Linked DNA regions of Homo sapiens: region 1 is linked to region 2. Evidence: chromatin loops called from intact Hi-C (ENCODE). Cell type or tissue: endothelial cell of umbilical vein. All regions are shown on one strand. Links, peaks and the distances in the headings refer to the core of each region. The heading gives the core; the rest is flanking DNA.

Region 1 (15,062 bases), core at 3,688-11,687, 68 kb before region 2:
CTCAGATCAATAGGCTAGGGATGTGAAGCTGTGCTCATGAAAATTGGAGGACCAAAAAAAAAAAAGACCGAAAGATGCAGGGGTCTTGGGAGAGGTTTCCCTCTGCTGCAGAGTCGGCCTCCCTACCCCTGAAGAGCAGGGAGTATGAGGAGGAATGTTTATGAAATGAAATCTGGATAGTCGCCCAGACCTTCAGCTATAGATAATATGTAGAACATTCTAAAGGGACAGCATTTTCATCAGGCATCTAAAACCTGTCAGAAATGGAGCCCTAAGTTACCATTCACTCTTCCACTGCGTGAACAACAGCCCATGTGGCCCACCCTCACCCCACCTCCCTGAGTAAAGTGGAGATGGCTTAAAATAACCAGTTCTCTTTAAATGCATATGTATTCTAAAGGGGCTAATCCTGTAAATAAGGCATGCCTCTGTGAGATTTACTTTTGTGAGAATCTAACAACTAATATTAACGAGTATTTAGATTTAGGAAAGAGAAAGGTACTTCAGTATTTATTGGACTTTTCTTGCTTTCTTTTTTTGGAGGGGTGGAGAAAAGAGGATTAGTGAGGGGGATGTTATTAAGTTAAGGAAAACATTATTGCTTGTTTTGTATGCGCGAGGAATTAAGTTTATAATCTAGGAGAGGAAACAGGGCAAACACCGGAATGACTCTGAAACACATCTGCGTCAATGGTAGCAAACAAATTACTGTGAGAGTCAGGGGACGGAAGCGTTTTGCAAAGCCTTGGAGGATTTTGACCAGCGGAGATGGGAAAAGGGGATGCCAGGCATGAGAAGGTTCAAGAGAAGGTCTGGGGGCAGGCGAGCCAGAGGAATCAGACTGCTGGAGAAGGTGAGACAGACAAGTGCTCACAGGAGAGGTGGGCAAGAGAACTGGCATGGGAGCCAAGGTCATCCCAGGGAGGTCCGAGTCAGACAGGCTCGGGGCCATGACCAAACTTCTGCAGTGGATCTGGTGGGATCTTGTTCAATCAGCAGTCTGCAGCCTGGTGACTCAGAGGCAGGGAAAACCACAGAGGCTTTTGGTGAGATAAGGGACATCAAGTTGGCCTTAGACAATCGCTGTGGTGGTGAGTGTTGGGTGGGCTGGAGGGAAGGGAATGGAAGAACGGGAGGCTGGCTGGCAGGCTGTCCCAGTGATCCAAATGAGGAGGAATTGAGGACTGGCCTACAGAAGGGACATAGGACATGGAGGAAAAAAGACAGGAGAGGCAAAGCATGGACTTGGAAAATAAGCAGGGAGAGGCGACTGGCCTGCGCCTTTACCCGGAGGAGTCCTTTTGAGCTATGCTGAGTTTGACAAGCTAGCAGGCCTCAAGAGCACTACTAGGAAAAGGGGGACACACACATGTCAGCCTCTAAGGAGGTGGAGGCCCTCTTGGAGGCTTTGAAGAGTCAAATGAACAGGGGGTACCAGAGGGTGGAAGCAGAGCAAGGAAAGAAGCGGGGTAAGCCTTTTGCAAAAGCTTTCAATTTTCTCTAGAACAATTTACAAGAACCCACTAGGGAGGGGAAGTGGGAGCCTGAGGGGAACCCACTAGGGAGGGGAATTGGGAGCCTCTGTTACATAGTTTTATATCTTTCAAATTTTGAACTTCTTGCATATACAGTTCTACCTGCTGTAATTCAATTTTAAACGGTTGGGCTCCAGAGCCCTGGTGGCTGCTTGTTGTAGCAGACACCCTGCTTTTCACCCACATGAAGCTCTGGTGGCCAGCCCGGGGTAGGTGTTCAGAAACCTCAATGTTTCACTCCTTTCTACCCTCTATCTCCCAGATAGTTGAAGGTTTTTTTTCTGTTTGGGATTCCACTTCATTACCTACACCGAAAAAACATAACAAAGTTCTCGGTTTCATCCCAGACGCCTACAGGTCAAGGACGTTTTGGCTAGGTCCTCTCTCAGCTGGCATCAGTGCCAAAATCCTGCGGAAAAGAAGAGAGTCTGAGAGAGTAGGGAAAGAGGTTGGTGGTGGCTGATTAGGAAACTGTGGAGAAAAGTCCTTGTCATTGCCCCAGGTAGAGCCGACCTGGGAAGCAGCATCGTCATTGGATTATCTCGGTCGTTCCCGCTCACTTAGGCCAAGCAGGCGATGGGTGTCTCGGTTCTGCCTGGAACTGCCGTTTTTCGGAGGGTGGGCCGCACCCCGCAGTGCGTCCAACTCTCCCAGCTGCCTAGATGTTCCTTGGGCTTGGGACAAAGCCCCCACAGCTTCCAGGTGGGCCCGGGGCGCACCCTAGCCCAGGATGGGGTGGCCAGCTTGCTCCCTGCCCCTCTCAAAGGCTGCCCATTCGTCCTTAATCTTTCTGGCAGATTCCACCAGGACTCCTTTACCATGAATTGTCCCACCGGGGGCCCCTGTGCCTTTCCGTCGCTGGCACCGAACTGCGTGGCGAGAGCTGGGACAAAACGCCGGAGCGGCCCGGCGGGGGACGCACAGGCGAGTCTCAGGGCCCCGCCCTCTCCCGTGTCCCCCTGTTCTGCGCGGGCGGGCTGTGCGGGCCTGGCCAGGAGCCGGGTCGGAACTCCGTGCAGCGATGGCAGCTCGGGCGCGCGCCTTGAGGAGCCGGTGGGGTGCTGGGGGACGGAGAAGGTCCCAAGGTCCGGGGCGCGCGCTTTGCTGCCGCTGGAAGCGCGCCCCAATTGTCGCGCCGCGTGGTTCGCTCGGTTAAAGCCCCGACCCGAGGGTTATCGAGCTGCTTCCGCCCAGTGGATACGAACCCGGACTGTCCTGAGTGCATTTTTTTCCTCCCTTATAGTCTGTTAAATTGACTAATAAACCCAACGCAGCGTTCTCTGTGCAGCTTCAAAAAACTCAGTAATTTCGTTAGAAAACGTTGAAATCCGACCCCAAAGTATTCAGCCCAAATGTTTAGTTAAAGTAACCCCGTGGGTTAATAAACTAAACAAAGGCAACCCATGCAAAACCGGAGCAATGAAAACCAGGCTACATAAACGAAGGGAAGTTTATAAGAACTCTTTGGGAGGAAAAAAAGAGAAAAGGCACCGGGCACGGAGGTTTAATGTGAAGCATGTGAGCGGGGCTCAGTTTACAGGTACGCGGGCCGATGGCGAAGAGCGCTGTCAAGCGGCCTCGAGGATTTCGGGGGGTTTGCGCCGCCGAGGAAACCCTACCCGGACGAGGCGAGCAGCCTGGTGGCCCTGGCGGCCGCGAGCTCCCGGCTGCCACCGCTAGGCGCCCCCGCCCGGCCCGCCGGCGCTCCGAGGGCAAACCCGGGCGGCACAGCCGTGCGCCCTGGGCTCCGCGCGCCCAAGGAAAGGGCTTCCCAGTCACCCTGCGGCGACGCTTCTCCCTCCCGGGAATGACACCTTCGCTCGCTTTCACACAGCCAAGCCGTTGGAGAGGCAGAAACAGTGGGTCCCGAGCCCGCAGGAGAAGTTCCCATCCCGCCCCTCTAGCCCTCGGGCGTTGGCAGTGGAGTAACAAAGACGCTGCCGCGCCGTTGACCCCGAAGAAGCTCTGATGAAAAGGAGGGCGGGCCGCGGGATAGGAGTTTCTACAATTAGTTTTTTCTGCCTTTACGTTCCCAAGAAGAAGCCGAGGAAGTAGAAAGGAGAGAGATCTGGGAAAGGCAAGATCCAGAAATCAGGAGCCATTATGTTTCTCATTTTGGAGAAAAACTGTAAAACAGCTCGGCCTCTTGTCCACCTTGCCCCGAAGGCAAGTCTGGATATGAAAAGAAAAAGGCGGGCAACGGAGGAGATTTATTTTTCATTTTAACTTTCCTCTCCCAGGCTTCCTCACCCCCTGCCCCCTTCGATTCCTAGGAGGGGCGGCCCCAGCCCTCGGAGCCGATTCTCGGCGCTGCGCTAGGACATCAGAGGCGATACAGGTTCGATGTTAAATGAACCTTCAGGCCGCCGGACAATGGCGCAGACCTCACACGGGGGCACCGCGCCTTCCCCCAGCCGTGCTCGGCTCCCGCCGCTTCTTTATTTCACGTGGTGGAATCCTCCGCGTCTCCTACAGCCGCCGAACCAATGGGCAGACCGGGGAGAGCGGGACGCGCAGGAGAGGGTTTGAAAGGAGGTGTGGGTTTTAATTTTTAAAGAGCATAATTGGGCTGAGGAGGGTTATTTTTTCCTTGGCCACGGGAAAAAAAAGAGGAAGAAGGGGAAAAAAAAGTCAGGCGAAACACAACACATTTATCTATCAACCGCTAGACAAGACAAAGAGGTTTTAACAACAGTTTGAAAAGAGCGGCCTGTGAATGGTTACTATTCAATTTGTATTTTATTCCCCGCTGGTCATGGAATTGAGATCAGAAGAAAAAGTGAAAACACATGGCTGAGGTCAGGGGATCAGAGAACCACCACATACAGCAAAGGGAAGGGAAAGCAATGGGAACTCGTGTGAAGAAATGGATTATATAAACAGAGCTTACCATCGCCTGCGCCCCATTATCCTATAATTTACCCTGCATGGGAGCATAGAAATATATTAAACTAGTGATAGGTTTTACCATTTCTTTACAACCCAGCCTCGTGCCAATCAAGCCTACTATATACTTTGAGACATGTTTAGAATTCTTGGACTAATGTGTTTATTTTAAATATCACAGGGAAATTATTACATCACTAGAAAATAATGCCAGAGCGGGGGTCTGCCGCCCTTTTGAAGTCCTGCTGCAACGAAACATGATTTTAATTACATAATCACTTTGAAACTATAATTATACAATAAACGATGAGGATTAAGCGGGAAGTATAGAGTACATTAAAAATTGCTTAGGTCTTGAAAAAACAAACTGAACATGCAGGGGGAAAAGAAAGAGATGAAATCCGAGGTCCTGGGAGGGGGGTTGATAAATCCTGCAATCGCTTTGCTCTGAGCTGCGGCGGGAATCGGAGCCTAGGGCTCTCTTTGCCTGGGCCAAGGGAGCGGGGGCGATGGCTGGAGTCGTGTAGCCGAGGAGAAGCCCGTAAATCTGAGACGGAATCAAAGAGAAGCGCGAAGGATGGCTTCGGGTTCGTTAGCTAACCTTTCTACACGGAAACAAGTAAACAGGGTTGTTGCCTTGGCGTTTACTAAATTCATTTACACTGAAAACCACATGTATGACACAGAGAGGTTGAGCGTTGCCAAGGACTGCTTTGTTTGCTCTTCCCTTCCAGGAGGAAGGGAACGAACGACACGAACGGCGTCGTGGGTACCCTGATGCCCACAATGAGTTTATAAATAACTGCGCATAGGTGGCGCGGGCATCCATCCCACCGCCACTGCGAACACCCCTGGGCACGCCTTGTTCCCCGGGTGCACACGCCTAGCGCGCACTCGGTTTCGCACCAGCTTTCTCTCCCTAAGCTCCTTTCCAGAAAGTTGCTCCGCTGCTTAATTTTGCTCCTGTGTTTGTCTTCAGGTGAGGCCAAGGGCAGGTACATGGTTCTCCCTTCAAAATATAGAAACTTGGCTAGGCCCAGAGTTCGCCGACGTGCGTCTCCCTCCCCTCAGCTTCCATGAGAACTTCTTCCCAGAACTTCTACAGAGCCTGGGGGCGCAGAAACCGGGTCCTGGACGCTGGTCCTCCTTGCCTTCAGATCCTGATGGGGGTTGGAGGGGGTTGCACTGGAGCCCCGTGGATGAAGAGTTCTAGTCCTGAACACAGAGTCCCGAAAGATTTTGGAAGCACCCTGGAGACAGAAGTCCCACAGGTAGAGGCTAGTGACTCTTTTCAGTAGCACCTACTTTCCCAAGTGGGCTTTGCCAGGCCAGAGCGCACTGGAGAGGGAGAGGGCGTGCAATTCCTGATTAGGGACTCATTTTTAAAAGGCTGGTTTTTATGAGCCTGGCATCACCAGCATTCCCTCCAAGGATAGCCTCTGCTCGCCTTCAATATTTTATAGCAAGTGCCCTGGGTGAGGGGGTTGGAATGCCAGTGTCTGGCCCATAAACGTCTCACATATAAAGAGTTACACGCTCCCATTTCAACCGCGGCAGAGGGGAATCCAGGTGCAAGAGGACACTCCAGCTTTTGGCTCAAGCAGAAAATTATGATTGAAAGAAGAAGCTGCGATGTTTAAATTCACCCGCAATCTGGAAGATGTTTTGTCCAGGAACTCAGACATGAGGTGTTGGGAGAAAGGAGAGAAAGTGACACTAAGAATCTTTCCTTGCCTTCACTTGGGCCTCATGATCGCTCCCAACCCTGCCCAGTCGCCCCACCAGCACGAGGCAAATGACTGTCTTCAGCTCCGAACATTAATATTAAGACATCAGCATTGCATTAGTCTGCAATGGACCATCAACGATCAAGAAAAAAATACAAAGGAGAAATGAAATAGCTCATCCGAAAAGTCCTACTGTCATCGTGTTTATTTTTTGCTTTGCTAAGCCCAAGATATAATTTACTCACTGCTCTCTTGCAAACAAAAGGGCCGTGATAGCCTGGCAACGTTGAAGAGCCCCTCTCAAAATCCCCAAGGAAATTACAACTGGGCAGGAATTCAGGAGCCGTTTTTATACCAAGCCCGAAGCGCCAACTTGCACAGTTCCTTCCCAGGATGAACACTGAAGAGGCCAAAATTTAAAAAAAGGAAGGAAGGAAGGAGACTCTTGAGGAGTAATAATAATAAGCATTATTTATCTGCCTCCTACTTAATACAAGCAATTTACCTACCTTACCTCTTTCATACTTACAGCAAAGCTATAGGGTTGGCTGGGCATGGTGGCTCAAGCCTGTAATTCCAGCACTTTGGGAGGCCGAGGCGGATCATTTGAGGTCAGGAGCTTCAGACCAGCTTAACCAATATGGTGAAACCCCGTCTCTACTATTAAAAAAAATAAAATAAAAAGCTGTAAGGTAAACATTGTAATACCTACTTTATTGATAATATAAAATACTTATACGATATTTATTATATGCCTAGCACTATGGTGTTTTACATTCATTTATGCCTTACAACATCGCCATATAGGGAGGAATATTATCCCCATTTTACAGAAGAGGAACTGAAGCACACAGAGATGATCTAATCTGTCTTAGGTCACGTGGCCATAACTGGCCAGGGATGGATTGGAATCCAGACTTGTGATATCTTGACACACTATACCACCAAAGGAAGTGACGGGCTGGGAGAAGTTGGGGCTTATCCGAGGTTCCAGGGAGGACTCCAAGGAGCCGGGACTGGAGCCCATATCTTGAGAGTAGGGATTGTGGTGCGCCGCCGGTACTCAAGGAGCCACCCGCGCGCAATGTGGAAGGGCGGCGAGTCGCCCTCGGGGCCCACAGCGCCGTCGGGCAAAGAACCAGAGGCGTGGAGCGAATGCAGCGCCCGGGAGTCAGGGCTGTTAGTGGCGTGGCCCGCCGGGCATTGAGCTGTTTCCTCCAACGCCCGGTCCCCCGCGGCCTAGGCCCAGTGTTTGCTTTTGCAGATACGTCAGAGGGAACATTCAGGAGGGGCGGGCTCCCAGGCTCCCAGGAGACCGCCCGGAGCCTCCGGAGCGCGACGAGGCGCGGGGCCTCGGAGATCTGGCCTGCCAGATTGAGGGGGAGGGGAGGGGGCCTGGCCCAGCAGCTGGACAGGCGCGCAGTGCCCGCAGCCCGCGAGTGGGCGCCCAGCTGGCTTCGCACGGGTGAGGGGCTCAGCCTGCACTTCCCTCCTCCACCCCGACCGCCGAACGCGTCCCGGCTGGCTTCAGAGTGCGCTTCTCGTGGACGTGCTGCGCGCACCCTAGGGAGATGCGCGGCGTCCGCGCGGGTCAGCGCCCCAGTACCACTCCCCAGTGTACTCCCCAGGTACACGCTTCCCTTGCGCGGCGAGTTTCAACTCAGGTCAGAACGGAGCTGAGCGGTGGGCGGAGTGGAGAAAGGTCCCGGAAATTGGCCAAGAGGGGGCGGTTTCGAGGTAGTGCCTTCGAAGTGTTGTCCAGACCAGCAGGGAGGGTCGCCTCCACCTGCGGGGCCTCCTCCAGCTCCACAAGGTAGCCCCGTAGGGACTTGCAGATCTGCCAGACCTAGCAGTGAGACCACTGCTCCCACTGAATGGCGCCGCCTGCGGGCTGGCCCAAGCTCTATGCACCGGCTTTATCTCATTTTCTCCTCACCGTTAATAACTGGCAAGGCAGTGTGATCACCCTACTTGGAGAAGACATCCTGTTCTAATGGCTTAGCATAGCGCCCATTACTTCTAGGGGAGTAACACATGCCAGTTCCTCCCATTTTATAGGAGGAAGGCACCAAGAGGGTAAACAGTCTCAATAGACACAACCAGTAGGTGCCTGAGTGTCCACTGGAATGGGTCTGCGGGCAGTCACCTGATGTCTGGACCCCTTTTACTTCTTCCACTGACCTTTGGGAGGCCAGTGTTTCAGAAAAACTCGGGGTGGGAGCTGTGGGTAGAACTGGGAAGATGGAGGGGGAGGAAGGTCCTTCGCAGAAAATCGGAAAGGCAGAAGGCCCATTAGAAGGCTAAGTTCTAGTTGGGCAGGGAGCTTTGAATCATTACTATACTCAAATGAGAAGCACTTGAGTGCCAACCACTTGTCCAGTGCTGTGCTGGGCCCTTCACAGATGAGCTGTGTTTTCCATCTTGGCTGCACATGGGGATTGTTTGGGGAATTTTAAAAATCTGATGCCCAGAGCAATTAAATCATCATTTCTAGGAGTAGGACCAAAGCATCATTTTTTTTAAAGCTTCCCAAGGAATTCCAATGTGCAACCATGCTTGAGGACTTCTGCCTTGGGGAAATTATCTTAATCCTCACAACTCCTCCACATAGCAGATACCATTACGATGCCTATTTCATCAGTAAGAAAAGCCAAGGCTTAGAGAGGACCTGTATTTGGTCCGAGTCAGCCCAGAGACTAGCACAGGTTAATCTGGCGTGACACAGCAGACATCCAGCCTGTCTGGGCTGAGTCCCCTTCTAACTTTCACCCCCAGGAGTTTACTGTGCTGGAGAGACAACCTAAGGTCACAGCAGGAAGAGGTAGGAAGGCTTCTGAAGTTTCACAGCTTCAGGCAGAGAGCTATATTCAGGGTCTTGAGTACAGAGGGAGGCAGGATGGGAAGAAAGGGAAAGTAATAGCTTTGGTTTTCTTTGGGAAAAAGTAGGTTAGGTTCCCAGATGACCCTGCACTCCAGAGTGCCCTGTCTGGGTGTCTATTACTTGAAAAGGTGGCATGTGATGACTCAAGCCCAGCCACATGGATGAAGAATCACCCCTTAGGAAGCCTGGAGTGGTGAAATGAGCACTGGACTAGGAGTCAGGAAATCGAAAACCTATCCTAGCTGAGCCATTGGCTGGCAGCATCACCTTGAGCAAGTCATAATCTCTGAGCCTGTTTTCTCTCCTGTAAAATAAAGTGGTTGGATAGTATTATCTCTAAGGTTACTTGCTGCTCATACATTTATGGTTATTTCTGGCCCTGGTGTGAATAAACTTAAGTCTGGATTCAAGTTGGAAATACAAATGACAATAGTTTAGCATCTTCATGATTTCAATTGCTTTTCAGATCTTCTCTAAAAGAAGGACTTGCTAGTTCCATTTTGACAATTAGGGAAACTTAGGCTCCAAGTTATTCAAATTCCCCTAGTAGATTCTACTTCTACTCCTGGTAACGTGTCTCCTCTCAACCCATCTGTTCAGGTCTTATAGGTCATTCTGTGGTTGGAGAACCTCGGGGCATTCAGAGAAGTAGGGCACTGGACAGAACAGGGCAGGCAGCTTAAAGCCTTAAAAACACCCTAAATAAGCTGCAGAATTTAAGCAAGGTCAGGGCAAATTTTGTCTGTGGGAAGGGAGTTGGCGGATGGAGAACTAGTCTTCTGAATCAGAGACTTTTCTCAAAGTCTTGTGTTTTTTTGTTTGTTTGTTTGTTTTTCATCCATCCTGATTCCTAGGTAATGCCTCCAAAGGGCTTTAAAAGTATAAGGGCTAGAGTCATGATTCATTATCCTGAAGAAGGGCCCAGTGTGGGCTTGTAAAGGCATTCTTGTCCAAAGCACTTTAGCTCTCTACATATATGTGTCTTGTGCCTCAGTGTCCTAATTTCCAGCTGTTCATTAGAATTAGCCAGGGAGATTTCAAAATAACCATGTCCAGGTCCTATCCAGATCAATTAAATCAACAGCTCTGGTGGTAAAGCCCACACATGGATTTTTTTTAAGCTGCCATGATTCTAATATGCAGCTGGGGTTGAGAGAAATTGCTTTAAATGCTATAGAAAGGCCATGGAGAGGCCAGTGGCCAGGCTAGAGCTCTAAGAAGACAAGTCTGGCTGTGGTTCCAGCTGTGAGGCTGAAGCCATCAGTGTGCATGTGATTGCCTAGGGAAAGGGTAGAGTCAGAGAGAGCTGAGGACTGAACCTTAGGAAAGCCCAATACTAGTGAGGCAAGAAGAAGTGGGAGGGATTCTGAAAGAGACTGAAGTGGACGAACTTGAGATGCCAGAGAAAAGCCTGGGCTGCTCTCCTGGCAGCCAAGAGAGAAGCCATGGTGGTCAGAGAGGTCAACAGTGCTAATGCCACCAAGAGGCTGATTTAAGATTACGACTGAAAAGTCTTCATTGGACTTGACGTCCAGGAAGTCTTGGGTGGCCTTAGAGGAGCATGGTGGGGCCAGGGAAGCTGAAATGCAGTGGGTTGAGAAGTAAATGGAGGTGAGCCAAGAGAGACAATGAAACTCCTTTCAGCAAGCCAAGGATGCAGTTATAACTGGGCCGGATCATCTCCCCTGAGACAGTAAGCATCTCTTCACCACCCCCACAGAAAACATAAAAAGAATTTGGCTGTTATTTTTGATGCCCAAAGTGGGATTCTCCCCTATAGGTACAGACATCTACCAGCACTATATACCAGAGAGAAGCCATGTCCAAACTCTGAGCCAGAATATGCAGCCTATTTAAAACCTGCTTGATTATTCTCAGAAACAGTGGCTAACTCGAGGGTAAAATAGGCCACTGCAGCCAGGTGGCAAACTGAGCAATACCAGCCACGACTCGTGGCCACAAAAATCAGTGTCGAAGCTGCCAAGCCTTCGAGGCCTGACTTTGTTGCCTAACAGGAAACCCATGGAGCAAAACAACCTATACTCCTCCCCCAGAATGGTTGACCACTATAAGGAAACTCAGAGAGCCTACAATGAGAGAAAACCCACAAAAACACCAAAAAAGAAACAGAAGAACCCTATGTGAACAGCCCAACGCTGTCAACTATGACCAACAACCTTGACACTACGAGGGGACTTTGCTGTCTTATCTCTGCTAGCCTTCTTCAGGGCAGAAACCAGCTCTGCAGCAGGACAGGAGGGGGACAGAGCCAGTGCATGGTGTTGTGTCTTTCTCCCCTCCTCCTCTCTTCAAGGGGCTGCCCACTCCTCCTCTCCCAATCTGACCCTGTCAAGATCCACTTGCACCAGAGGAGCTACCGAGCTAGGTAGGACCCAGCAGGCCACCGGGCCCAGGCTTCAGCAACTGACCTATGGGGATAACCTGGATAAACTTCAAAACTTTGTCTCCTCCTTGGTTGCCACTTGGCTTACATCAAAAAGACAAGGACGCATCAGAATAGCTATTCCCCCTGGGCTGGGGGTGACAGGAAGGGGACACAAAGGGGTACTCTCTTTCTTGATCTGGGCGTAGGGTAATGGATATGTTCCAATAAAAGTTCCTTGAGCCTTTATGATTTGTGTACTTTTCTGTTTGTGTACCGTACTGCAAAAAAAAGTTGTTGCTGCTGTTTTTTTTTAAGGCAATGATGAACATGTCCAGTGGCTCACTGTCTCCAGGCCCCAAAATACCACTCTGCTATTTCTCTCTCTCTTCAGGCAATGGCCTGCAATTTTCCTTTTGCCCTGCAGCCACCACCATGTAATTTGCACCTCACTAATTTCCTGGCTGAGTCTTAATGGTGTCTGGTCACTGCTCCACCCTCCTGGAAAACATTGACCTGTTGCAGGTCCTGCCCAGCAGTTTGTTGTGTGGGCTGTAGAGGCTGCATCTGACTGGCCACCTTGGACTTGGAATACTTATTAGAAATTCAGCTTTGAAAAAAATCACTCAGAAGGGCAGATGGTCTGGTGACACAAAATCACTGTATTGCAGCTTCCTCAAAACCTGTGGTATGAATGGAGCTGAGATGGTTTTAGAGTTGTTCTGAGCAAGCAAAGTATTACATTTTGCTAGGTTTGAGGGGGTGTTGCTTGGCAGGGCTGACTGATTGTCGTTTTTGCTCTCCAATTTTCTGCTCGCTGAAGCATTAAAGTGGCAACCCTGAAGTCATTATAAAGCCAAAGGCCTGGGCACAGAGCACTTAATTCCAATCTGCAAATAAAAAGCTTTTATTAGATCTTCTTTCCTTCTCATTTTGCCTTAGATCTCAAATTGTCTTTCACAGGGTCTCGCCACAAATGTAACTGTAGTGGATCACGAAGTACTTTTGCAGGTGGCAATTAAAACAGTTGAGTTCTTCTCCCTCCATAATGAAGGGTTAGGAAGACTATATATGTGCTGAGTAAACACCTCCAATTCTTTATTTAAGCTTCCCGATTCTTAAGGGAGAGTGGTTTAGTGGAAAATTTCACTTGGGTTAGATGTCAGAAGAGCTGGGTTCTGGTACAGATTAGCTATGTGACCTCAAATAACTTATTTAGACTCTTTGAGCCTCAGTTTTCTAATCTATCAAATGAGAGGGTTGGACCAGATAATAGCCAAGGGTTACTTTGTTGTCTAATGTTCTATGAATCCATGATATTCTTGCATAGCTAAATATATGTTCATCCTCCTTAATTAGATGTGTTATAGTTAGTAAGAAAAAATCCTGTCTACTCGTGAATGAGTATTCATTAAATAAGCAAATATTTATTTAACAAAGTCTATGCTGGTCACACTGGCATCTCTGTGAAAGACACAAATATTTCTGTGAAGACACAAAGATGAATACAACTAAATTTTTATTAAGTATCTGAGAATATCCAGATATTAGAGGTAGCATGTATCTCCTTGGAAAGACAGTGATAGTAATGAACATGTAAACTCTCTGATCAGATCATGGACAAGGCATAAACTCCTGCCCAAGTGACCATCCTGACTCAGAGGTATGCCCTGATTCTCCATCATATTCTGTTTAAAAGTCACCTCTGTAAAGTTTTCAAAGTTGGAATATCTTATTAGGGTCTTCCAATGAATTGATTTAGGAAATTTGCTCAGTTTTGAAACATATGTAAGTTGACATTTAGTTCACTCTTTATTTTTAGAGACAGTTATGCTCTGTCACCCAGGCTAGAGTGTAGTGGCATGATTATAGCTCACTGCAACCTTGAACTCCTGGGCTCAAGGGATCCTTCTGCCTCAGCCTCCCAAGTAGATAGGACTATAGTTGTGCACCACCATGTCCAGCTAATTTTTAAAAATTTTTTGTGGAGATGGGGGTCTTGCTGTGTTGCCCAAGCTGGTCTTGAACTCCCAGCCTCAAGTAATCCTTCCATCTCAGCTCCCAAAGCACCAAGATTACAGGTGAGAGCTACCACACCCAGCCTTGGTTCACTATTGATCTTAAATTGCTCAAAGTCTCTGGCCATTTTAAGGTTTTTTGTGTGCATCTGTGTGTGTGTGTGTGTGTGTGTGTGTGTGTGTGTGTGTGTTTGGGTTCACATACACATGTGCGCCGGCCCACATTTGATATATGTATTTTGTGCTTTTTGTTAAGAAAAAGTTCCCTACCTAAGAGTTACCAGTATATTTTCACTATTAAATGCTTGCACGTCCATACATTTAGCCACGTCCACACACCCCATGGATCTCTTGCCTTGCAGTCTGGGGAGCTAGAATCTGTGGCACTGTACCCTTGCCAGATCTGTCCCCACTAGCTCCTGATCCAAGTAGCTGGCAAGGCCCCCTGCTGGGACTGACTATATAATTTGCAGGGCCCAGTGCAAAATGCAAATGCAGGGCCCCTTGTTAAAAAGGTTTTTTAAAATTTCAAGACAGCAACAGTGGAACATTAAACCAAGTATGGGGCCCTTCCAAGATCACACTTCCATGAAGCCAGCCCTCCCATCTGATTTGCCTGTCTGTGCTGCTGGAAAAGGGCATGCATCAGAGCGAAGGACTGCCAGCGTCCGAGATCCCCCAGCACTGCTGTGCTTCTAGGCGGTTCTACTAGAGGCATCAGCTCACCATCACTTCTCACCAACCCTGCCTCTACAGCTTGACAAAAGATGGAAAAACAGGAGAGATTGGCAGAACAGGGTGCACGAAGGATAGCTCACACTTATCAGAGAATGTCTTCAAAGTCTGTCAGAGAGCATCTCATCCAGCCTTTTGCTTTACAGATGTGGAAACTAAGACATTGAGAGGAGCCATGGTTCTACCAAGGCTACAGAGCTAGTTACAGCCAAATCTGAGGCCAAATCCCTGGCTTGCCTGCTAGCCAATACTAACTGCTAACACATACATAATCACACCTGGATTAAACAGTCCTCTGGGGATGCAGCCCATCTGTAAAGAAGGGCCAGTTTTTAGAATGTTCTTAAGTTTTGGGAAAAGCTTCTATTTTTTCTCTTTTGGTGGAAGGTGAGGAAGGAGGACCCAGGTGTGATACTGCAAAGTCTTCTAAGCTGTCTTCAGCATGCCCAGACCCCTTGTCACCATGGTGGCAGCACCTTCCCTCCCCAGCATTGAGAATCCTCAAGCTCACCAAGCTCCACACCTCTATATTCGTCCAGTTTGAGGGGTTAGGTTATGGCTTTGGGTTTGAGTGGGTTTCAGTCAAAGAACAGGGTGATTTCCCAGCTGGCCGAAACCTCAGAGATCTCTGAAAAGCAGTGGGGAGAATGAGATAACCAGAGGGAAGGAAGGGTCTGTGAGGAAACCCCCTTCTCTGGACCCAGGAGGCCTGTGCTCACAGAATCTCGGAAGGCCAGATCCAGAAGGGATGGCAGATGCTGGGCTCAACCCATTCACTGTAACTGGTGTCAAAACCAAAGCTGACAGGTGACTTATCCAGAGTCAGAGACTAAAATCCATGGCTCCTGCCTTGCATCCCAGGCTCTTTCTACTTTGTCAGTCTGTTAATGGTCTAGC
Region 2 (15,062 bases), core at 4,621-12,620:
AAACAAATAGTTTGGTTACTGTCATTTTAATCCTGTTTATATTGACACAAAGTTTAAATATTTTTAGAGTATTTTATCCACTTGAATTAAAATGCATGAACGTATTTTTATGAAGAAGCCCAAGAATATGAGTGAAACACTGCTTAGTTGGACTTAATTCAATGTACCCATTCCATGAAGCCAAATTTCTGGGGGTGAGTATGCATAAACATAATAACTAGTCTTACATTTTAGTTCTTCAGTGTTAACAGTACTTCTCACAAATTGATTTCTAAATTGTCCAAGCAAATCACTCATCTTCGGCATCACACCATAGTCTTTATTTTAGAAGCCTTTTTAAAAAGGCAATCCTAGGCCATTCATAGTGGCTCATGTCTGTAATCCCAACACTTTGGGAGGCCAAAGTGGGTGGATCACCTGAGACCAGGAGTTCAAGACCAGCCTGGCCAACATGGCAAAACCCTGTATCTACTAAAAATACAAAAATTAGCTGGGCATGGTGGTGCACGCCTGTAGTCCCAGCTACTTGGGAGGCTGGGGGAGGAGAATCGCTTGAACCCAGGAGGCGGAGGTTCCAGTGAGCTGAGATTATGCCACTGCACTCCATCCCGGGTGACAGAGTGAGACTCCATCTCAAAAATAAAATAAAATAAAAAAGCAATCCTAATTATTTTATAAAAATTCCTTAAAAACTAACACACTTGTTTCCTTGCTATGACAAAAAATATGTTTCCACTATGTTTCCCTAGAAGCTTTCCAGCAAACACAACCATTATTACTCATAATTCTCAATAATCAATAAAATATTGGCCAAGCACTTTATTACTAAGATTACACACAATGAGGCATGGAAAATGTTATCTGTGGTTTATCCACCAAGAGTCTTAATGGAATACCTGCTGGAACCACAAAACCGTGCTGAAGACTATAGAGACACACAGATTTCCCTTCTCCTAAAGCCTTGCTGAATTGCTCTGCAAAGTGAAAAGCTGAGTCAATCCTCTGAAAAATCAGTGGGGAAAGAGCAGCTCCTTGAGGCAGGCTGTATCTTATATACTGGCCTCCTCCATCTGGTGAGGAGAAGGCATTCCTGGGAGAGGGAGTACTACCTGGTCCCTCCCTCTGCAGATGGGGAGCAGACTGTGCCTTGCCAATTCCATTTCTGTTCATTCTGATTCCCTGAAGTCATGACTTGTATCTAGACACAGTTCCTTCAGCTCCCGTTCAGAAAATTGTTGCTAAATCTTCCAAGGCTGCTGCAGTATTTGTGAGCTCTTTCATCATGTCAAAGGACTTCCACCAATCCCTCACTGACTGCTGAACTATACCTTGTGTTTCTTCAACCATATCCTCAAAGGAGCATGAGCTGCAGTAAAACTCATAATGCGGTCCAGTGTGATCTTTTGCCTTTGTTTCTTTGAAACAGCCCTCTTAATAACACTGCCTCACACAGTCTACCCAGGATAACCTGCAGGACTCGTTGGCTGACAGCATGTGCAGAATGGTGAGCTACTGCTCATTGCTCACTATGCTGCTGTCACTGGCTAATAGCATATGTGCATGGGAAATACATATATTAACTGTGAATGCTAATAAATTACATATAGATTCTAACTGTTTTCTGATTTTCCTTGTCCATCCCTCTCAGTACTTGAAGGGCTACTCACCTATTAAATTTGTTAATTGGAAGAAATGTCTGAAGATCCCCACAAGGCAAGTTTATTCAATTTAACTTTTCTAACTTGGTTCAGATTCACCATATAAATGCTCCATGTTTTACTTCACTTTGTCTCTGTTAAAACAGTCTCCACAACCAAGTTGAGCAGAAGAGTTAGAAACTGTTTCAGATATTCCTTTAGCTCACACACACCTTTGCCAGAAAAATTACCTTTCCAGAATTTCCAAAATTAAGGTCTCATTGTAAACACTTAATCATTTCACTACTGGACACCCTCATTCAGAGAGGAGCTGTCATTCAATTTAGTTTGTTTCAAGTGATTTTCTGTACTTCGGATGGAAGAAATAATGGTTGTTTTTTGTCCACCAGGTTTCTATTCTCTCTTCCTAATCAACAGCCTGATTCCTTTGGGGGAATTACCTCTTCCCCTTCTGTGTAGTTTTGGTGAGACTATACCTATCTCCTATCACAGAAACTGAGAGATTAGATCTTTTCCCTCTCATTGTGTTAATATAGCCATTGGCCTGCCTGTGATAAGAGCTCAACCAATAGGTTCCCCTATCAAGACTTTAAATTTTGAGTGACCCAAAGGTTACAGCTTTGTCTTTTTCAGACTGTTCCAGTTATGGCATCATTCCTATGACACAGGCCTCCTCACTCTGCAGCAGTCTTGGTTTCTGCCTATCCCACAGCACAAAATGAAGCAATAAATTTATTTATTTATTGAGCATGTCATAGGTGGTAAACATTGTTCTAGCCCTGACTCACCAAGACAATTGAGGAAAACATATTTATAACTCCAAACACACCTCTTTGGCCTGCAGGAGATGGCTCAGTAAGCTACTAAATTATTGCAGCAACTGTATATGTTTTCATTAAATCTGCAGATAAATGATCAGGCATGTATCCGGCGTTGTTCCACTGGCACTGCTGTGGACTAAACAATGGCCAGTGTTCTGATGTGAATCATTTGAATAGTTTTCAACCCACTTGACTATTCTGGGCTTTATTTGTCAGTTAAACAAATAAACCCAGAGCTTTTGTTTTTATTAGCCGGCTTGAACTACTGTGGCCCAGTTGAGACAGTACTACTTTCATTGCATTGCATCGCATCTCAGCAGGCCTGCTTAAAAGCCTTTGGTGGGCTGGGATTTCCCTTTCCTTCTCAGAACTGGTTTGATCAAAAGCTTCCCATTTAATCTGTCCTTTAGAGCCATCTATGGGAATGAAAAATGCTCCTGGTTGTGCTGATGCGAAAAGAGTGACAGCTAACCTCGGATTGGGACTACCTAGATTGAGGCACCTGTGCCAGGGAGGAAAGAACGTCACCCACCAGGAGAGCAGAGCAGAAGGCATGAGAGAGAGGTGGGCAGGGAGGGGACCGCAGGGTGGGCACAGCCAGTGCCTGGGCTGCCACTTTGATGAGGTGTGATCCCTGAGAAACCCTTGCACTTGTTGCTCTTAGTGGTATGTGTTCCACACAGGTGGCCTGAGGGAAGTGCTTGTGGTGTCCTCCTGAGGAGCGGGACAGGCAGAAGAAGGGAAACTGAGGTATCCTCAGGAGCCCCCTCATAAAGACATCTCTTTACCCCAAGGCCTTGTCCTGTGACCGCAGAAATGACAGCAGCAAAAAGGAACAGAGTGTCCAAGCTGACATTTTGCCAAGCCTTATTCAGCGGCCAGTCTCCTAAACGAGCCTCCCCGCTGATTTCCAACAGTTGAAGAATCTGGCTTCCACAGGGAACAGCTCTCATGAGCAGTGGTGCTGGAGACAGGTAATTTGAGGTCTCTATTTAGATCACTGGTCCTCAACCATTTTGGCACCAGGGACGGGTTTCGTGGAAGACAGTTTTTCCGCGGACAGGGGGCAGGGTGGTTTCAGGATGAAACTGTTCCATCTCAGATCATCAGGCATTAGTTAGATTCTCATAAGGAGCAGGCAACCCAGATCCCTAGATTGCATGCGCAGTTCACAACAGGGTTTGCCCTCCTGTGAGAATCGAACAACGCAGGTGATCTGACAGAGGGTGGAGCTCAGGCAGTAATGCTCGCTCACCTGCCGCTCACCTCCTGCTGTGCAGCTTGGTTCCTAACAGGCCATGGACTGCCAGTCTGTGGCCCAGGGTTTGGAGACCCCTGATTTAGATCACCCAAGCCCACAAGACCAACACACAGCCTAGGCACAAAAAGGAATGTTTAGAACTGAATTCCCCCCATTTGAGTCTTGAAGATAGATGCTCACTGAAGTGGAGAGACGTGGCTGGAAGGTAGAAAAAAAGGTGAAAGAGCCAATCGATCAGTCCAAAATGCAGGTCTGTTGTGTTCAAGTATTTGAATGAGGTTCTCAGTTGGCTCAAGGAGGACAGAAAGAAGGAAATAAGACTGCTGCTTCCCAGTGACTTATTCTTTTTTTTTTAATTGAGAAAATTCACATAACATAAAATTCACCATTTGGAAGTGTACAGTTCAGTGGTTTTTAGTATATTCACCATGTCGTATAGCTATCACCACTATGTAATTCCAGAACTTTCCATCACCCCTAAAAAGAAGCCCCATACCCATCAGCAGTCACTCTCCCTTCTCTCTTCCGCTAGCTGCCATCAACCATTAACCTACTTTCTGTCTCTATGAATTTGCCTATTTAGACATTTCATATGAATGAAATCATATAACACATGACCGTCTTTGTCTTCTTTCAGTCGGCATAATATTTTCAAGGTTCATTCATGTATCAGTACTTCATTCCTTCTTATGGCTGAATAGTATTCCATTGTATGGACGTACTGCATTTTGTTTGTCCATCATCAGTTGATGGACATGTAGATTGTTTCTACTTTTTGGCTCTTATGAATAACAGCACTGTGGATGTTTATGTGCAAGTCTTTGTGTGCAGATATTTTCACTTCTCTTGGGTATAGACCTAGAAGTGGAATTGCCAGGTCAGAGACTTCATTATTTCTTGAAATTCTGGTCCTCGGTGCAGAAGTATGGGACAAAATAACCACGATGCTGTGCTTCTTGCCACATTCTTGAATATGAAGCTCTAGGCTCAGAAATGCCATGTGATTTGACATGAGGCCTTGGTGCCTGCAGGAATGTGGTTGGAACCACATACTCCCTGGAAAAAGGAAGTAGAATGTGATGTGGTAAAGGAAGCCAGGCCAGAGTCAGAGGATCTTGCAGGGAGCACCCACTACCCCCTTCTTTATCCCAGCTACTCCTGTGCATGAGCCTGGGGTCCCTCCACATTCTATCCACTGCTGTCCTTCCCAGAAGCACCAAAATATTGGTCAGGTAGTCAAATAAATAGATGGAAAGAGTTAATAAGATATTTTTAAGTACTTGAGAATTTTATTTATTCTTTTTTTTTTTTTTTCTGGAGACAGAGTCCCTCTCTGTCACCCAGGCTGGAGTGCAGTGGTGCGATCTCAGCTCATGGCAACCTCCACCTCCTGAGTTCAAGCGGTTCTTGTGCCTCAGCCTCCTGAGTAGCTGGGATTACAGGCATGTGCCATCATGCCCAGCTAATTTTTGTATTTGTATTTTATTTTATTTTTTTACTTTAAGTTCCAGGATACATGTGCAGGTTTCTTACATAGGTATACAAGTGCCATGGTGGTTTGCTGCATCTATTGATCTGTCCTCTAAGTTCCCTCCCCTCGCCCTGCGCAGGCCCTGCTGTGTATTTTTCCCCTCCCTGTGTCCATGTGTTCTCATTGGCCAGCTCCCTCTTATGAATGAGAACATGCAGTGTTTGGTTTTCTGTTCCTGTGTTAGTTTGCTGAGGATGATGGCTTCCAGCTTCATCCATGTCCCTGCAAAGGACATGTTTCACTCCTTTCTATGGCTGTGTAATATTTCATGGTGTGTATGTACCACATTTTCTTTATCCAGTCTATCATTGATGGGCATTTGGGTTGGTTCCATGACTTTGCTATTGTAAATAGTGCTGCAATAAACATACGTGTGCACGTGTCTTTATAGTAGAATGATTTATAATCCTTCGGGTATATACCCAGTAATGGGATTGCTGGGTCAAATGGTATTTCTGGTTCTAGATCCTTGAGGAATCGCTGTATTGTCTTCCACAATGATTGAACTAATTTACATTCCCACCAACAATATAAACATGTTCCTATTTTGGCCGGGGAGGGGGTGGCTCACTCCTGTAACTCCAGCACTTTGGGAGGCTAAGGCAGGCAGATCACAAGGTCAGGAGTTCGAGACTAGCCTGACCAATATGGTGAAACCCCGTCTCTACTAAAAGTACAAAAATTAGCTGGGCATGGTGCGCGCCTATAATCCCAGCTACTTGGGAGGCTGAGGCAGAAGAATTGCTTGAACCTGGGAGGCAGAGGTTGCAGTGAACCGAAATTGTGCCACCTCACTCCAGCCTGGGCGACAGAGTGAGACTCTTGTCTCGAAAACAAAACAAAACAAAAGTGTTCCTATTTCTCCACAGCCTCGCCAGCATATATTGTTTCTTGACTTTTTAATAATCGCCATTCTGACTGGTGTTAATTTTTGTATTTTTTGTAGAGATAGGTTTTGCCATGTTGGTCAGGGTGGTCTCAAACTCCCGACCTCAAGTGATCTGCCTGCCTCAGCCTCCCAAAGTGCTGGGATCACAGGCATGAGGCACCGCGCCTGGCCAATTTTTGTTAAATTCTTTATCCCTTCATCCATGTGTTCTGTGGTGAGAGCCAGAGAATGACTGGGCTGGACTCCCTGCTAACAATCTGCCTTGGCCTAGTCTCATGTCCAGGTTTTCCTTCTGAGACAAAGAGATTTAGTGACAGTGCTTGCAGCTCCTGGCATAATGCACACTATGACGTTTCTGAATGAATGTGCTACTCTGTGGCCTTCCTCTTCATTCCCTCTGTAAACTGCTACCCTAGCAGAGCGGCCAGAAGAGAAGGCAGACTTTTCCTCTAATACAAGTTTTTACTTTATGTTCCTCTTATCACATCAATTCCATAGGTACTGTTGCAATAGTTCAAATGGATCCTCACCCTAAAGGTGTAGTTGCTAAGGAAACCCAAAGGATGCCAATGGAGGTTGTCTTTTCATTTTGTTGTATTAAGCTTGAAATGTTTCTAAAGTTAATTTTTAAATATTTTTAAAGGAGAGTCTGCATACTACTAGCTATTAAGACAGATATCTGGGAGCAATGTGTCCTAAGCTGCCCCCTAAACCTGTGTAGACCTAGCCTAGGTGGTCCATGCTGCTGGCAGGTAGGAAGGCCCTGTGTCTGCTCACAAGACAACCCAGTTTAATCCCATTTTTCAATGCCTACTGTAAGTGGTGGGAGCTCTGCTAAGACAAGGGGACACAAAAATGAATAAGACACAGTTGCACAGTTCCAGAAATATGTGAAGGAAGCTGGAATATTGGGCAAAAGGGAAAAGTTGAAGGTTTATGAGGGAAAAGGGAGGACAGTAGCCTGTATGGGGTCTTTTGCTTCATCAAGTCCATTGAGGCTTGAAAGCCAGTGAACCACGACATGGAGATTCCTTCTCCCTCGGCCATGAAGCAGAGGGGTGGTGGAGTTCTCTAGACCTAAGAAGTCCACTTGGGCCTTTCCTTGTGGCCTCAGACTCAGCAGGGAGTTCCCTCTCTAGACACTACTGAGATAGCAAACTCTAGATAATTCTCATGGTGGAATTATTTGCTTGGAAAGCAAAAAGATGCTAGGGGCTTCGGCTTCGGCAAAGTTATTTTTGCTACTGCTTCTTTTAGAAATGTGTATATTTTCGTATTATTTAAATCAAGTTAATTCTTATAGTCTATGATAAGTACATTCCCTTCCAATTTTAAGGGCATTAACAACCCAAATATTTATACTGATACACTTAATTAAGGAGGGTGCGGGGGTGGGGACAGTAGAAACAGCTATAAAAGCTGCTCCCTTATGGCCCTGTAGCAGAAAGAGGGTAGGGCCATGCTAGAGGGAGTCACCCCAGCACACTGCAGTCTGGAGGGGTTTCTTCCACTAGGCACTGGGATTCCAGCAATTTTTTCAGATACTTGTCAAGTGCTCTGAAGTCTTTCAGTCACACAGTTGTACCAGGAGTCAGCATTAGTCACATCCGCTGGTGATCTGGCAAATGCGTATGATAATAAGCACTGATTATCAGGGAAAAGGGGTTTCCTGACACAGTCACTCAGTCAGTGATTGTGTCTTTGGAGAAATGTTCTGTTTCCTTTGAGGTACTTTATCTGAAACCACCTTGTAAACATGAACCTTCTTGCTATTGCCCTGAAGTGAGCAACCTTATTTAAGGAAACGAAAAACTTCTCCCAGTGCCGGAGGGTGGACTGGGAAGCAGGTCTAGACATTCATTCTTTGCCTGACCTCTCAAAACCATGTTTGCTTGCTTCAGCCCTCATCTTCCCCTTGGAAGATAGGCGAGCCGAGGCAGCATCCACAGCAGGCTTTCAGCGCTTAAAATGTTAACTCACGTTTTTTCCAAAGTGTGTTTCTGGTTAGTTTAAAGAAGGATAAACAAAATTTAATAGCTGGCAATGAATCACATTTTTTTTCTCCCTAAACGCTATTTGGATCCACTCAAACGGCTGTCATTCTACTTTTGTACAAATAAATAAACCTACTTTTCTTTTGTGCATTTTTCTCTGTCCTGCATTTCCTAAAATACAATTTGTTTGACGGATGAGTCAAGCAGTTCTGAGGTTTGCTTTTGGCTCTGTAGGCAACTAGGTTGTTTTCTCATCATAATTCAATGGGACAAGGTTATCACCCTTACAAACACTAACACCTCATTTAGAACCAGAAGCACCCCCCCAAGAAGGAAGCAATTGTTAATGTTCTCGATATAAGTTTCAGTTGCTACATGTGAAGTTTCCTCATATACACATCTCTGCCCTGCCCTTTCCCTTTGGTTATGCTGGGTATATGCTGTGCACACAGACATTCTGAAGTGAAATTATAGGAAGATGGAAAGTAAACTTCAAAGAATGTACAGAGGAAGGCCCATCATCCACATAGACTTGGGCACTACAAGCAATAACCTAACAAGCAGAGACAAACCTCACTAGCATCTGAAAGCAACATTAACCTAGAAAGTATTTTTTTTTCTGAAATGCAAAACACATCACCATAGATTTTCTAAAAGACAAAGACCCGTAAAATAGCTGAACTGAAATTAAACATATGCATTTTTTTTTTTTGAGACTGAGTCTTGCTCTGTCACCCAGGTTGGGGTACAGTGGCCCAATCTCGGCTCACTGCAACCTCCACCTCCCAGGTTCACGCCATTCTCCTGCCTCAGCCTCCCAAGTAGCTGGGACTACAAAACGTATGCATTTTTTAAGGTAATCGTACTGGAGTAAAACTAAAATATTCTCCAAATAGACATTTCATTTTGTTTCAACTCCCTGGTTAAACAGAGAAGTATCTTTTAAGTAATTGCCCATTGTACTTATAGGTGAGGGAGGTCTGTAAAAATGTAAGTTGAAGGTCTTGTTAAAGTTCTCCTCACTAATGCAGAGACTCTCTGAGCCTGTTCCAAATCCTTTGTTAGTGCTTCTCATATTCAGAAGTGTTGCCTAGGAAAAAGGCAGGAGGGTCCAAGAAGGGAGAGAACCCAGAACCCAGAAGTGGGCTCATGTTTCTGCTTGTCCTCAGCTGGGTGGTTGGGGAAAGAAGAGGGAGAAGCAGGTTTCCACCTGAGAGTTATCTTCCGTCCCTCCTCTCCCCATCTCAACCAGCCAAGCTCAAGCTCAACCACAAAGCCTTGAAGCAACATGGCACAGTCTGGAGATTCTCCCCACCACAGTATTTTAGATTTTTTTTCTATCATAGTACTATTTAAATCTGCCTTTCAGTACTTATCATATCATATTGCGATAATCTGTTTACAAGCCTATAATTATCCTGAGGATAGGCACCTTACCATCTTTGGAGCTCCCAGTATCCAACTCAGAGCATATTAGATAACCAATAAATGAATAAATGAGTAAAAAAATATGAAAAAGCATTGATTAATAATCAGTTTCCTTTCCTAATGTTCATTTATCCATCATACATAATAAAATATATAATTTATAAAGTAATGTTGAGCATGATTAAGTTTTATGAAATTTTGAAAATAGCCTTAGGGGAATTAATCATTATGTCCACAGGGTCCTGGGGTCCAGGAAACCCAGACTGGGAAGTATTGGCCTAGACCAATGGTTCTCAAACTTGAGTATGCATTAGATTATCTGGAGGGCTTATTAGAACACATCAGTGGGCCCCTTCCCTAGAGGTACTGATCCATAGGCCTGGGGTGATGCTGATGCTTCTTGTCTGGGGCCCACGCTTTGAGAAAGATTGATCTAAGAGGATAAGCAGGGGCAATGGATGATGAGTCTGTGGTTTTTCTTCTGGCTCTGCCATCAACTAAGTGGTATGACCTTCAATACACTATCCATTTCATAGCACCCTATGGAGATGGGGAATGACAATGGCTCCTTACATCCACAAAGTACTTTAAGCCACACACTCTGGATCACTTACATGAACACAATTTTCTCAACTTTCTTCATGGGTATATAGGATAAATGTAAGAAAAGAAATATGATGATGCTTTGGAAAATCAGAAGTACCATAGAAACATGCTGTTTTATCATCATATTCTTTTTGGTCTTCTCTTCTTTGCCCTTCTCAATCCAAAATGGCAGATCCTAACGTTGTGTTGGGCTTAACCCACTGGTGTCTTCCTGAGTTGGACTTCTATTTTATTTTATTTTTTGAGATGGAGTCTTACTCTGTAGTCCAGGCTGGAGTGCAGTGGTGCAGTCTCCGCCCACTGCAAACTCCACCTCCCAGGTTCAAATGATTTTCCTGCCTCAGACTCCCCAGTACCTGGGACTACATACAGGCGCCCACCACCACACCCAGCTAATTTTTGTATTTTTAGTACAGACAGGGTTTCATCATGTTTCCCAGGCTGGTCTCAAACTCCTGTCCTCAGCTGATCAGTCCACCTTGGCCTCCCAAAGTGCTGGGATTAGAGGCGTGAGCCACCAAGCCCAGCTTGGGTTGGACTTCTGAGTGTAGAACTACTGATGTTAATTTAAGGAAACAACACTCTGGTTAGAAAACATGAAAAATGGCTGAAAAGTCTTATGTTGGGGGGTTTGCATCGTGGAGGATTTTCTGGGCATTCTACTAAGCTGAAGCAGAAGGACTGGCATCTGTTCAGTATCTGTGCTTGTGTCTCTACCCACTGATACCACAACCACCAGGCTTGTTTCCTGGGGATCTGTGCACTCAGATGGCCTGGCTGCTGGCAGCACCAACTCCAACATTAATCAACTTGACATCTGGAAGCAACCTGAGGCCCTCCTCAATCTGATTGCCACAAATGCCTTTACTTTCAGCTGTCAGCAAAGAGCTTATTCGGTTTAGGGTGCCAGGTCTACATCACACCATCCTCATGGAGGGCTGTACGATGTATTAACAAACAACCTGAATAAACTGGGAGTGTGGGCAAGACAAAAATTTCCCTCAGTAATCTGTCAACTCAAACCTACACCCAAAAGGCATTTTGTCTGAAGCAGCAAAATTACTGTGGTTGGGCAGATCTGGCTAGATTGTGTTCTACATATCCTTGGAGTGCATATTTTGCCCATTTTTGCAAATTACAATCCTCCTTGAGCTAACTATATAGCATAGCAGCAGCTACTTTTGAAACCCTTCAGTACCCTTTGGTCTGCTGTGGCCAAGACTTCATTCTTTAGCAGTGCTCAGAAAGATGTGGAAACCTTTCCTGAGGTGAGTTCCAAAGAAGCCCAGGCACTGCTTAGTGGATGGCAATCTACTCATTGCCATTGTTGTGACAGCAGGATGGGACTGTTGTGGTGGACACCATGTCAGTTATATTCCTTTTTATTTGAGCATTCCATGTATCCTAATATGGAAAGTAAGGCCCAGGACATTATCCAGAAGAGTTGCCTGTCAGAAATTGCTCTGTGATGTGTCAGGATGAAGCAGGCAATAAGGAATGAAACGTCATCTCATCAAGGAAAAAAAAAATCTGTAGATAACATTGTAAATCAGCCAGGAGACAAATGTCTGCCTGGGTTGTCACCCACCAGCTCACCGCATTGATTTCTCAAAGCCTAAAATCATACAGAATCCAAACCAGAACGGAAGAGCCTCCTGGCCTCCCATGTTCACTGATTTAATTTTCCCCTCTGAACACATACAGCCCCTTAATTAGAACATTTACCAACCATAAATACAATTTAAACTCCATACATATGTGCCTACACTTGTGGAGAAGCTTGAGCTGAGGTACGGTTTCAATAAAAACAGTCCTGCACTGATTAGAACGTGTAAAGAGGAAATCTGTTTATACCACAGTCTACTCAAAACTTGCGTTGGCAGCAACACTCCAGGCTAATAAATGTCAATAGCAAAACTACGTGGAGAGGATAAATTAAACTACCACAATCTGGAGATTGAGAACTCAATCTAAAATGCTATACCCAACTCATTCTGCTACGTCCAGTCATAAAGGAATATCACAAACTCTTGTCTAAATCTCAGACTCACGAAGGAGACCTGTTCAATGATACTACTCCTCTTGGTGAATTCAAGTTCACTCCCAAAAGGAAAGGAGTTTTTTTAAGGAAACTGCAGAGTCCTGCAATGTTTTTGGAAGGCATTAGTATTCACTCTCCATCTCTTAAAATAACAGTGGTATCATTCCAGATTTATAGAAGCATGAAGAATGAGATTATTGAATTAATTAAAAACCAACAGAGCATTTAAATTTGTTTGATGCTCCATTTCTCATTTTCTACTGATTTTATAGACACCAGAAATCAAGCACTGTCCATCTACCCACCTACACATCTAGGCCAGTAGCAGTCCTATCCTGATCCGTGCATGCCCTCCCGGGTCGAGAGGACCCGGCATCCCCAGCCACACTCAAGAACAAGCAGGAAGAGGAAGGGTACAAGTAGAAAAGCTGAAGGTGGTGGAAAATCTTGAGTGAAAAAAGAAAACTACATCCAAAGGCAGAGTGAGGTGTGGTGTGGAATAGCCTCCTGAGAGGCGAAATGGGCCTCACATGAGTCTCTTCCATAGGGGCTCATTAAAGAGGGATCTTAAGGTTGATGCAGGCATAACCAGTGGTACCAGAGAGAGTTACAGAAAGATCTTCAGGTGATGTGTGCGCATTTTCTTCAGGGTATCTGTGGGATAATTTACATTTATTGAACTGAAGGGAAAGGGAAGGAGCAGCTTGCTTGCAATAACAATAATAAAAACAACAATGGTAACAGCAGATCTGTGTTACATGCCACTGTTCCAAACCATTCACATTTGTTAACTCATTTAATCATAACAACCACCACCCTAGGAAGTAGGTATTATTATTATCCCCATTTCACAGATGAAGAAACTGAGGCACAGAAGTGTGGGAACTTCTCAATGTCATACTTCCAACGTCATACTGTTGGTAAGTGACAAAGGCAAAGTCAGGCAGCTCACTTGGAGCCGGGCAGCTTCACATGGTTCTCTGCTGCCTTTCTGAATGACCCAGCACATCCAGCCCTGCTCTAAGTGTTCTGCATAGATTGTAGCTCCTTGCTACAATGCTATGTGACAGGTACTATTATGCTCCCTGTCCTGCAGGTGTGGGCCCTGAGCACTGAGAGGTAAGTAAGCATTGATGGTAAGAAGAGCCCAGGCAGGCAGGCCTCAGAGCCCCAGCTGATGACCATCACTCCATACTGCCTCTTGACATGTCTGGGAGAAGCCAACTGTACATACCCATGTCCCCGCTACCCTTTCTGTCTGCCCGTTACACTTTCTCTAATTTCAGGCTCTGCCAGAACCCCTGTTGCACTCCCAAGTGACAAGTTTTTATTTGCATATCCTCTGTACTATCAGATGGGATGCAACATGCCCCAACCCCCTCCCCGCCACCGACACCTTGAACCAGGCTACCCTTCCCTTAACAGGGTCACTCAGGTGTTCACTTGGATCCTTCACAGTTAGTGAAGGCTCTGTGCACCCCAGAAGACACAAGGAGAGAGCCCAGGCAATTCTTTCTGATGACTCAGACTCAAGAAAAACTCCAGATAGCAGTACAGTCATTTATAGACCACTTCCAAGATATGAAATCAGTGCTTTTACATGTGTCATTTTATTTAATTCTCATAGTAACTCAGTGAGCATAGGTGGGACTCAAAATCCATGTCTATTTAGTGATGTTGCAATGCAAAACACCAATCTTTCCTACAGCCCTTTACAAATAACAGCAAAAAAAAAAAAAAAAAAAAATCTCACCCTCAGTTTATGGAACAAGAGGGGTTATTAGCTCAAATGGACTTATTATGTCAATTCACCCCAGAGGCCCCAGGGTTTCAACTCTAGGTAGAACAGGTTCCACATGGCTTTATTCCTTCAACGTCTCTTTCCAAATGAGAGCAGTCTCCATACTCCACCCTCTAGTGCATGTCTGGGGAGCTGAAAGCAGAGGGTCTCCATAAGGACCCCTCCTCTGTAAAATATCATTCCTTTTGTTCTCCTGAGAGCCCTGCCTGGTTAGCTGATCTTTCAGACATAATGAAAGATAGCTCTTTTTGGTTTATTTTCCCCAGATAGTTGCGGGAATGTTTTTCTGGGCTGGTGTTCAGTGGGTTTGTGTTTTTTGTTGATGTAATGGTGTTTTGCTATAGTGGTATTAGCATATTTTAAAAAGTTTTCTAAGCCATTGCCTATGCACCCAGGGGTGACTATTAAAATGATGGGGACATTTTCATAAATCCCAAACATAGATAAATATATAAAAGCAGTTAGTAAAGTGGGAAAAACTAACACAGCTAAAGAAACAAATTAGAAGGGTTTTTTAGAATCTAAAATGAGTTTCATGCCTAAAAAGAATTCCATAGAATAAAAATTTTATACATTTTAAAGGAAAAAACAATTCTATACGAATAATATGATAAATAAGAAATTCTGACTCTGATTTTATATTTCATCTAGATACTCAGGAGAAAGAAATATAGAGAGGAAAAAATTAAGCACATACAAATTGAAAATAACTATAATGTTATATCATATTTATGTATAAGAATTATTTTGTTGGAATCAAAACATGCATAACAATTTATTTTTAACTTGCCTTTAAAAAATACAGTGGCTCCTTTTGCTTTTTCTAATTTAATATCCCTGATCTTTACCATATCTGAAGCCCTCCCCAACGTAAGAGGTCAAGGCTAGAACTTGCTAATAACCATCAGAAGCTGGAAATTCTGGATCAAACATTTTCTCAAACAGAAAGAAGTATTTGCTTCCAAACTCCAACCAGGTAACAATGGTCTAAAAAATGACTAGAAATGCAGCCGGTGTTTCACTGTGGTTATT

The links. A loop is a pair of places that touch in the nucleus more often than their neighbours do. Peaks named below come from ENCODE experiments on the same cell type or tissue, not always from the same donor. Only the 100,000 strongest peaks of a DNase experiment are listed, where the experiment ranks them.
Region 1: a loop joins it to region 2, with 3 times the contacts of the local background. A loop is called at or near these places in 7 of 110 quality-filtered maps.

The regions. Positions count from the first base shown.
Region 1 is chr5:73,295,933-73,310,994 of GRCh38, forward strand. No RefSeq gene overlaps it. Among named protein-coding and RNA genes, the nearest start is that of LINC02230, 34 kb to the right of the region's middle. In endothelial cell of umbilical vein, for the core only: no CTCF peak of the experiment used is centred there; no DNase peak of the experiment used is centred there; H3K27me3 peaks cover 7,649 bases.
Region 2 is chr5:73,363,046-73,378,107 of GRCh38, forward strand. No RefSeq gene overlaps it. Among named protein-coding and RNA genes, the nearest start is that of LINC02230, 33 kb to the left of the region's middle. RefSeq lists an enhancer at 7,083-8,282. In endothelial cell of umbilical vein, for the core only: no CTCF peak of the experiment used is centred there; DNase peaks (open chromatin) are centred at 7,816 and 8,426; H3K27ac peaks cover 2,163 bases.